Regions from separate parts of the Homo sapiens genome. Here region 2 is linked to region 1. A link is an interaction called in ENCODE POLR2A ChIA-PET data of the cell type or tissue named here. Cell type or tissue: Panc1. All regions are shown on one strand. Links, peaks and the distances in the headings refer to the core of each region. The heading gives the core; the rest is flanking DNA.

Region 1 (5,389 bases), core at 284-5,283:
CTTTCATGCAGCAGGAATCTGTCTCAGGATAAGATGGCTCTCTCCATCTCCAAGCAGAGAATTTGTCTGGTATCCACCCCAGCTCCCCTCCCGACCCTCTGTTCATTGGCAGGCGCATATGCACTTCAGATCACTAACTACTTGCGCTGCCAAAGTCCCAACACATTTCCAGCCAATTCTACATCACAGGAGTTTAGCCCATAAATAATAATTGAAAATGTGATATTTGAGTAAAACATAAAAATCCAACAAATGTAACAGCCAAATCATTTAACACAATCATGGTATTTTATACTGATTGATTGACACACACAGGGTTTAAATTAAGCAACCAAAATGAAGACAATAAAATTAATTATTGCTTAGGGTAGGAGACTCGGCACAGAGTTTTGCTGCCTGCCTTTGTCAGAGCACTGCATTAATATGGGTCAACAGTTACAACATCTTTAATGTCTAGCACATAAACCACCATCTAAGAAGTGTTTGACTTGCTTATCACCATCTGTCATTTAAAGAGATCTTATTTGAACTCCACTGCTGTCAACCTCATAAAAGACTTAATTTTTATACTTAGATTCTGGATAGACCATGGGAGGAAACATTCCTGTAGCATTTTTGATTGAGGCATTTTATTTTCCTCCTACAGGAAAAAGATGGCATTCTGCCCAGGTATACTGGCACATTGAACATAACGTTCAAGCTACCCTACAATCGAGCTTGGACTGAACATTCTTGAAGACAACACAATTCAGTGTTGATCACTTTCTTTACATTTCATTCTGTGCTATATTCTCCTGTGAAATCCTTGAAGCCAAATAAACAAACAAAATAAATAACAGGATGCACTTAATGTGCTTACAGAATTATAGGGTTTTGAGAGATGGCATGGTATCCCGCTAGAAGCCATAAAAATACCCCAGCTGTTTCATAGTGTGCAGAAAATATATTGGTTTTACATTTTATAATTTCAAACTCTGTTGTCAACAGGCAACTTACGTTATTTTATATTCCACTCATCACAACCCACCATCATTCCCATGGCAGAGCAAAGTAAAATATATTCCTCTGTGCTGACACTACTTATTGTTTTTTTGTCTCCTATAAATGATTTGTGGCCCTGCTTTGAATTTTGGTAAGAAAGTGCATTTCCAGAAGCTTTTATAAGAAACAGCACATTGTACAGCTCAGGAGATTCAGTCTCTTAGGAAACAGGAAAAGGCCATTTGGCTTTTTCTCACAGCCATTTATGTTTTCTCCCATTTCTTTTCGCCAATGTCCTTCAGGCTTCTCTTTTCAGAGAAATTCATCAAGCAGCTATTGAATCTATTAATCCCTTGCTTTAGTGCCCATCAGCCTACATCTTCCTCAGGTAATCATTGTAAGCCCTCTACAGCCTCCTCTTAAGGTCCAGGTCAGACTATCTCTTCTATTTCTATTTTATTGTTGATTCAAAGACTATCAGGTGATAATTGTCAAGAGCAAAGGAGAAGTTGACACCATTGTCGAGGAACCTAAAAAAGATTAGGAGCTCTGCCCAAGGCTGTATACTTCATTGGTTTCAAACATCTTACCCAAACATTGGCTATCCGAGTCATAAAAGAGGCCAGATTTTTTTGAAGAAGATTTATACATCTCACACTGAAATATTATATCTTCATGGAACTTTCTTTGGCCTCCTCAAGTCATAAACTGTTTTGACAGGGCTATCTTCTCAGGGCCTCCCGGTTTGTGTTGAAGGAGGGAATTGAGAATGGAATGGTAAATTGTGGCTCTCACGAGGGGTTGGTAGGGGCTATGTTTCAGGGATCTGCTCTGATAGTCTCCACGGATAAAAATGTGAGATCTTGTTGAGAAGAGAACAAACTGCTTCCTCAAAATGGTTCAAAGTCAAGTCAGCTCAGTCTAAATCTACCTTACTGATATTTATGAATGAAGCTTCTGTTTAACCAAAGAAATAAAACTACAGAGCAAAAAAATCATAACAAAACCACCCACATTAGTAATAAAATTATAAACCACAATTAAAGTTTCCATCTGAAAAACATTATTAAGTTTCCTTAAAACACTTCCAAGCTTGGAATTACATTTATGACAATTCAAGTAATCAAGAATCACATGCATTAAGTTCTTTGCAAATTCAGTTAATCCTCACATCAACTAAGGTGTGAGTGCTATTATTTGCCCATTTTATAGCTAAAGATTCCAAGACCAGAGAGGTTAAATAGCCTGTTAGAAGTTACACAGCTAGAAGTAGTGCAGCTGAAATTTAAACCCACGCCCTGTATCCAGAGACTACGCTTTACCCATTAGGCATACTGCTTCCCAATTTACTACTGTGATCGTTCCTTTATACTTTGCAAATCACTTGTATTTTACTTATTTCCTGATACTTCCCAATAAACATCTCCCTAGTTTTTTAGGTCTCCATTTTTATTAGTAAACATATAAATGAAGTTTTAAACAAAGGAATCCATCTTCCTTCTTAAAGGGTGCTTATATTTAGAACTGTAAGCAAAATGCCATTTCGTCTTGATGTGTACTGAGTCATCAGAGTTTATCCACCATGGCAGGGAGAGATGCGGCTGTAGGGATATCAAGGGAAGCCACAGAGCAAACGTAAAATTCACGCCTAGCTCCCATTTATTGCAAACTTATTACATGTTTCATAAAAATGGTATTTTAAAATCTGCCCTACGAATGTTTAGGCTATGTGTATTTTCTTTATTCTAAAAATAAGGAAAAAGAGGTTTAATGTTCCACAGATAAGTTATGGAATTAGGTTTCAAGCCCAGGTCCCTGTCTGAGTCCCTCACCACCCAGATCCTAACCTCTTTTCCTCTGCATTGATTGCAGTTAGGAACACGGGACTCCTTTACTTGATAATCTGAAATTCACCTTTCAGAAATGTTGTGAGTGTCAGAATTTGTTTTAAAATTCAGTAAAAGAATGCCATGCTCTGTATATTAGGCTTAAGTCTCCAGGATGGGGAATTATTTAGTCAGATTCCCAAGGGAATGGGTTCCATTTTATTTCATTAATCTGAAGTAAGCAATTCATATTTTCACACAACCTCATTTCCATTCATTCAGCTGTATTGAAGCCAGTTCCTGTGGTTGGCTTCTTCGTTGTTCAGGAGAGATTTCATCAACTAATTGAAAGGAACACAGCTCTGTCCTCAGCAGAGCTAAATACATACAACAATTTCACCACCAACGCCAGACACATTATCAGTGTCCTGATCTTTGGCCTTTGATACTTTCAAGAGATGTCCCAGGGGAAATCTTTAGCTGGAATGTTAATCTGTTGCTTCTCTGACCTTCTACACATGTACCACATTATTATTACAACCCACATGCTTCTCTTTTCACGCTGTCATTTTGACAATAGAACCATCGGGCAATTCATCGTTAGACTAGATGGCTGGAACAAAGTGCATACCAGTAAGTGAAATCAGATTGGCTAATGGTATTGTTTAAAATGCAGTAACATTTCTCTTCTGAAATTCACCCAGATTTCAAATGATATGTCATGCCTGTGGGATGCTCTGCAACAATTAGCTACTGGTGATTCATCAAAGAGCCCCAGGGTAGGGATTTCTTTTTAACTTTTTTCTCAACATGCTTTAGAAACATAAATTAGTCCCTGGATTGGATCGGTGTGGATTTATCACTCAAGTTTCCTGTCTTTACCCTCTTTCTTCTTTCATCTGGCAGATGTTTGTTTCATCTTCAGATTTACTGAAAGTGGTGCCGGAGTCTGAGAGCATTTAGCAATACTAAAAAGCCATTTCTTTTAAGACTCTGCTTAAATGTTAAATGTCACCTCCTTGGAGAGGACTTCTTTTGACCTCTCTACTTAACATAAACCCACTCCTGTTAGTATCTATCCTCTTTATCCTGCTTTCTTTTTCTTTATAACACCTCTCATCACCTGTCACATGATATATTTATTCATTGGTTGACAGTCTGTTTCCCACCACTAGTTCCATGATTACAGGGACTTCATTTATCTGTTCACTGCTCTCTTTGCAGGGGCTAGGGCAGTGCCTGGCTCAAAGCCAAGGGGGTTGTTTTGTGTATTCTTTTATGAGATGGTCAGGCAGCTATGGCCACAAGAGGAGACATAAAAGAAGCTCAGGAAAACAAAATTTATTCTACTCACAGGTCCTAGAGACAGGAGGCACAGCACACCACACAGGGCCATATGAGAAAGACACCAAGGTGGTCAGGAAGCAGAAGACAGGTGCAAAGGGAAGGTTTAGGCTACTGTTTCTATCGAAGTTTCTGAGGGAATGGCAAGGCAGGGCAGGGTGAGCAATTTAAGACTGGCTGGCTTGAATAATTGTGATGAGCTTTGGGCTATAGGGGCGATCCTCTGTTGCCTGGCCCTGGGATGATTAAGGCACAGGAATAGTGCATCCTGGGGTGTGGGGGTCCATAGAGGAGGCATCGCTCTGAACTGGTTTGTTTGCAGATCAAAGACACGTGCCCTGCTGTGCTCTCTACCACCTGTAAGCAGGGGCTCAAAAAACATTTGTATTTGTCAAGTGACAGAGAACCTTCTACTCTAAAACATATAGATAGGGTGATGTTATTGAGGCACATGAGCTCCAAATCTCACCAATAACCAATAGGCATTTTTCTGTTATGACCATATAATGAAAGCAGAGGAAAGTATATTAAACACAAATTCCTGTTTCTTTCTAGTCCAACCTTACCAACTGAAGCTTTTGAAAAATATGCCATTGGAAAGCTCTAGTCTGTTTTATTTTATGGAATCTTTTGCTATGCTTTATGCCTTACCATCATTTTCAAACATATAGAGAGTAACCAAGGTTTGTTTAAAAATATTTCATCTTAGATGCCAGGAAGTTCTGAAGCTGTTATGAATAGAGCTTTTATCTATATACTTGAGCCAAAGACAGGATACCTCTTTTTATTGCACTTCGTTTTATTGCTCTTCTCAGATATTGCATTTAACAAATTAAAGATTGGTGATAGACTGCCTTGAGCAAGTCTATCAGTGTCATTTTTCCAACAGCATGTGCTCACTTTGTCTCTGTGTCACATTTTGATAATTCTTGCAATATTTTAAATTTCTCATCATTATTATATCTGTTATGGTGATCTGTAATTAGTGATCTTTGAAGATGCTACTGTAATTGTTTTGTGCTGCCATGTACCACGACCATATAAAATGGCACACTTAATTGACAAATGCTGTGTATGTTCTGACTGCTTCACCAACTAGACATTCCCTCATCTTTCCCCTCTCTTCAGGCCTACTTATTTCCTTAGACATGACAATATTGAAATTAAGACAATTAATAACCCTACAATGATCTCTAAATGGTCAAGTGAAAGAGTCACATGTCTCTCACTTTAAATCA
Region 2 (5,389 bases), core at 226-5,225, 760 kb before region 1:
ATATGACAACCCATGGAGAACTAACTAGATCGTGTAGTGTACAGTGCAAAAAAAAAAAAAAAAAAAAAAAACAAATAAGAGAAGTAAAAAATGATTTGGGGTAGTAGTCCCCAGCATAAAAACTATGGTGGGCTTGATTTACTTTTTAGCCTTGAAAGAACTGTATGATTTAGATTGCAAAAACCAGTGAAACAAATGGTGAATTACAGGTATAGTCACATGACCCTGGTTTTGGGAAGATAACATGAAGAAAAAAGAGGAGGCCTTGGACTCATATAGACTTGCATTCAAATTCAAGCTTGGTGTCTTTCTAGCCACAATAATAGTATTACTATTACAGGCCAGGCACAGTAGCTCACGCCTGGAATCCCAGAACTTTGGGAGGCTGAGGGCGGGTGGATTCCTTGAGCCCAGGTGTTCGAGACCAGCCTTGGCAACATGGTGAAACCTTGTCTCTACCAAAAATACAAAAATTAGCCAGTTTCATAACCTGGTCTCAAAATAAATAAATAAATACATTTAAAAAATAATATTACTATTACATTGCAAAAACCACAATTACTTTTGTACCAACCTGATATTTATCATTTGAAAGCATATTTTGTGCCAGGTACAATTTTAGAAGCATGAGTTCATTGAATCTTTCAAACAACCTTGTTACTCAGTGCCTGACACACAGTAGGAACTCAATAAACGTTTGTAAATGATTGAGTACTAGAGTATGGTTCTCATTATTTTCTATGAGGAACACAAAGCTCAGGGAAGTTATATGACTGGCACAAGGCCACAGAGCTAACAAAGAACAGAGCTAGGATTTGAACAAAATCTAATTTAAAAATGGGGATAACACTTTTCTTGGATGGTGTATGGGTTAAGCAAAATACTGTGGCTAAAGATTTAGTACAATGCCTGGCACACAGAGAGTGCTTAAATAAATATTAGAACAAAACATCTCACATCAGGTAAACTGATATGAGACGAATAAGGAACAAAAAGGAAAGCAGTAGTACAACTATTTTTAGATTTCCAACAGTTTAAGGCAATGTGTTTAGAGTTGACAGAACCTCAAATGACCCACGGAAAGCAAATATTTAATGTGATGTTTGCTTTCATGCTCAGCCATGGCCACTGTTACTTAGTTTTTTCTGCCTAATAATTTTAATCCTAAGCATAAGAGAGACAACTAAATGACTTTTCCTGGAATAGTCTTCATTTTTCATACTGAATAGTTTAATAATATTTTCTGTTATGATATAAGATGTTATTTGATACCCCGATACATATAACACCTTAATAACTATTTGAGATGTTGAATTAAACCATAAGCTTTTTCAAAACAACCTAAATATTCATCACTTGGAGAACTGATATAGTAAATTACAGTATTTCCATCTCAATGATATCATGCAGCCATAAAAAGAATGAGCTCATTTATATGTACTGATCTGGGAAGATGTTTATCATATAGTCTTAAGTGAAAAAGTAATTGCAGAAAAAGCTGTAATAGAGAAATTCTAGTTTTTGCAAGAAAAAAACTGCATATCATGTATACACTTATAGATGCATGGAAACAAAATATGCAAGGGAATATAGTAAATCACAGAGAAACATTTCTACTGGATAAGAGAGTATGGTTAGAAGGAGATTTGGAAGGAAACTTATTCTTTTTTGCTTTATATACACCTGAATAATGCATTTATTAGTAGTAATATTTTTACTTTATGAGACAAACATAATTATTTTTACGTATTTCTTCAATTTAAAACCCAATAGGGATTACATCAAGATAATGGCCTCAGTATGCCTATATAGTTTTTTCAACAACCCAAGCTCCACTGAAATGACAGAAAATAGCCTTTAAGACTGCTACAAAGAAACTTCGGTTACCATAAGAGCCCCATATTGGCCAGGCGCGGTGGCTCACGCCTGTAATCCCAGCACTTTGGGAGACCGAGGCGGGTGGATCACCTGAGGTCGGGAGTTCGAGATTAGCCTGGCTAACATGGTGAAGCCCTGTCTCTACTAAATACACAAAATTAGCTGAGTGTGGTGGCGTATGCCTGTAATCCCAGCTACTCGGGAGGCTGAGGCAGAAGAATCGCTTGAACCCAGGAGGCAGAGGTTGCAGTGAGCCGAGATCGCGCCACTGCACTCCAGCCTCGGCAACGGAGTGAGACTCTGTCTCCAGAAAAAAAAAAAAAAAAAAAAAAAAAGTGCTATAAGGCAACATGGGTTACCATAAGAGCACCATATTATCTTGAGAAATTCCTGAAAGAGGAAAAACCAGTAGAGAAAAACACAAACAGAAGAAAGCTACCACAAATGTGGTATCAGTAATACCAACAATAACCTAACATATAGGAAGTGCAATACAGGATCCACAGTAATCGTCCAAGTACCAAAGAACCACATTTGAAAGAGCTACACTAGTAGGGTCCAACTCCTTGCTCCTTTGCCACATCAATTGAACAGCAGGAAGCAAAGGCTTTTTGCCTCCAGATTATTGCTCTAACTTCTTTCCAAACAAAATAAGACAGCCTCTAGTTTGTGAGTTCAAGTCGGAGAGGAGCCCTAGGTAACGCAAGGCCTACCAAAGGGCCTGGGTGTGGGGAATATATTCACATTGTATGCAGCTGCCTTCCTTTCCTTTTGCATAGCATTTGTTACTAGGATAAAACCTTGAACAGGCATTTCTTTTTTTAAAAAAAAAATGTATTTCCACAAGTTATTGGGGAACAGGTGGTGTGTGGTTACATGAGTAAGTTCTTTAGCGGTGATTTGTGAGAGTTTGGTGCACCCATCATTCGAGCAGTATACACTGAACCCAATTTGTAGTCTTTTATCCCTCACACCCTTCCCACCTTTTCCCCCGAGTATCCAAAGTCCACTGTGTCCTTCTTCTTTTTGAGACGAAGTTTCACTCTGCCCCTAAGGCTGGAGTGCAATGGCATGATCTCAGCTCACTGCAACCTCTTCCTCTCGGGTTCAAGCGATTCTCCAGCCTCAGCCTCCTGAGTAGCTGGGATTGCAGACATCCACCATCACACCTGGCTAATTTTTGTATTTTTAGTAGAGACAGGGTTTCGCCATGTTGGCCAGACTGGTCTCGAACTCCTGACCTCAGGTGATCTGCCCGCCTCGGCTCCCAAACTGCTGGGATTACAGGTGTGAGCCACCATGGCCAGCCCGTCTCTACTGACTCTTTTCTCTCGGCATGTTAAGAAAGTCAGCCGGGCGAGGTGGCTCACGCCTATAATCCCAGCACTTTGGGAGGTTGAGGTGGGCGGATCACTAGGTCAAGAGATTGAGACCATCCTAGCCAACATGATAAAACCCCCTCTCTACTAAAAATACAAAAATTAGCCGGGCATGGTGACGTGCGCCTGTAATCCCAGCTACTCAGGAGGCTGAGGCAGGAGAATCGCTTGAACCCGGGAGGCAGAGTTTTCAGTGAGCTGAGATTGCGCCACTACACTCCAGACTGGGCGACAGAGCAAGACTCTGTCTCAAAAAAAAAAAAAAAAAAAGAATGTTGAAGGCTGTTTCATAGTAGGTAAACAACAACAAAAGCCTTTTCCCAGACTCTTTTTCTAAAAATGATGCTCTCTCTTTGCTTTCAACCAACAAGCTTCTAGGAGTAGACTTCATTTGATCTACTTGTTCCTGCCTATTTCAGTCCCAAACCCATTGTAGTGAAAGGGTTATTGCTACCATTTCACTGACATTGCTCCTTTTAAGATCACCCATGACTTCTCCAAAAAAACCAATGGAGGCTTTTCCATCCGAAACTTACTTGATTTCCCTGATGCATTTGGAATTGTTGGTCACTCTCTCTTCAGAGCTGTACCTTCCCTAGCTTTAGAAAATCTCTCTTCTCGGCCGGGCGCCGTGGCTCATGCCTGTAATCCCAGCACTTTGGGAGGCTGAAGTGGGCAGATCACTGGGTCAGGAGATCGAGACCAGCCTGGTCAACATGGTGAAACCCCGTCTGTAATAAAAATACAAAAAATTAGCTGGGCGTGGTGACGGGCGCCTGTAGTCCCAGCTACTAAGGAGGCTGAGGCAGAAGAATCACTTGAACCTGGGAGACGGAGGTTGCAGTGAGCCAAGCTTGAGTCACTGCACTCCATCCTAGGCGACAGAGCTAGACTTCTTCTCAAAAAAAAAAAAAGAAAAAGAAAAACAAAAAAAGAAAGAAAAGAAAATCTCTCTTCTCTCTCATTCAAGACCTTTTATTTTTTGCCCCATATTTAGATTATTATTTATTTATTTATTTATCCAGAATATCTTCCTTGACAACTTAGATGTTGTTGTTCTCTAGGGATCCCATTTTTGACTCTATGTTCCGTTTCTTGACATTAACTTTTGTTTCATTCAACATGTTTTGATTCATAAGGACCTGTCTCTCAACAGGTTTTCATTCATAAAGACCTCTCTCTGCCTTCATTAGTTTATTTAATTTGGCTGTAAAATATTCTTGCAGAATTTGCACTTTCTAATTTGAGGATTTCTAAATTCCGAGTTGTCTTAATACATGTTTATTGTTATCTTTTGTCCAGTGAATATACTCATTGGCTTCAGTATATGTCAATACATCCTGAGCTGCTTGTGATTCATTACTGCCCCTTACATTTTTGGGGAATCCATTCTCTCTACTATTTACACATATAGAAGTTCAATATAAATTCATTAATTTAACAAATGTTTTGAGCATTACAATTTTCAAGAACTTGCCCAGGCATATATGATATGATATGATCCATTACTATCTCCTGGAACTTTTCTGTCTTTTCTTTTTATATACATCAGTAAAAAACTGAAAGTGATAAGAGATTCAAGAATTTTCCATAGTCCCTACTAGGGGTAGGCCATTGTCCTCTGATAAACTGAAACGCTCCTCTAAAGGGGGTAAAGGCAGCTGTGTAATCCAGTCTGGATGAGAGCACAGTTTGACATACATTACAAAAGATTGCCCTTCGTTAGGGTGACATAGCACAGAGCCAGGGCACTCAGCCTGGTGAGCAGAGCATGGCCTGATGTCAGCGTCCATTGTTCCCTCAACAGAACACCGTTGTGCCAGTTCATAATGACCCTATCTACAATAAGACTTCAGCCTACAGCCTGACCAGCATTCCTTCCCTTTAAGACCCCTAAGATCTAGCCATGCTGGACAACACTGGGGCCCCATTCTTTCTTGCCACTACATGTATGGTCATTATATTTCCTCTGCTTGGAAATACAATCTCCATTCTAATGTGGTTTAACAATTTAACCTACTTTGTTTCTAGAATCTATACTGACTCCTTAGATAAAGTTAGCTTTTCCTTTTCCCCCAAAGCAATGCTTTTTCTACTTATTATCATAAATCACATTCTTTTCATAGTTGGGT

The links. Peaks named below come from ENCODE experiments on the same cell type or tissue, not always from the same donor. Only the 100,000 strongest peaks of a DNase experiment are listed, where the experiment ranks them.
Region 2: POLR2A ChIA-PET joins it to region 1 with 5 read pairs; 1 of 35 experiments calls an interaction of 5 or more read pairs at or near these places.

The regions. Positions count from the first base shown.
Region 1 is chr5:123,995,937-124,001,325 of GRCh38, reverse strand. No RefSeq gene overlaps it. Among named protein-coding and RNA genes, the nearest start is that of LINC01170, 440 kb to the left of the region's middle. In Panc1, for the core only: no CTCF peak of the experiment used is centred there; no DNase peak of the experiment used is centred there; H3K27ac peaks cover 3,837 bases.
Region 2 is chr5:124,760,839-124,766,227 of GRCh38, reverse strand. No RefSeq gene overlaps it. Among named protein-coding and RNA genes, the nearest start is that of ZNF608, 17 kb to the right of the region's middle. In Panc1, for the core only: no CTCF peak of the experiment used is centred there; no DNase peak of the experiment used is centred there; H3K27ac peaks cover 1,021 bases.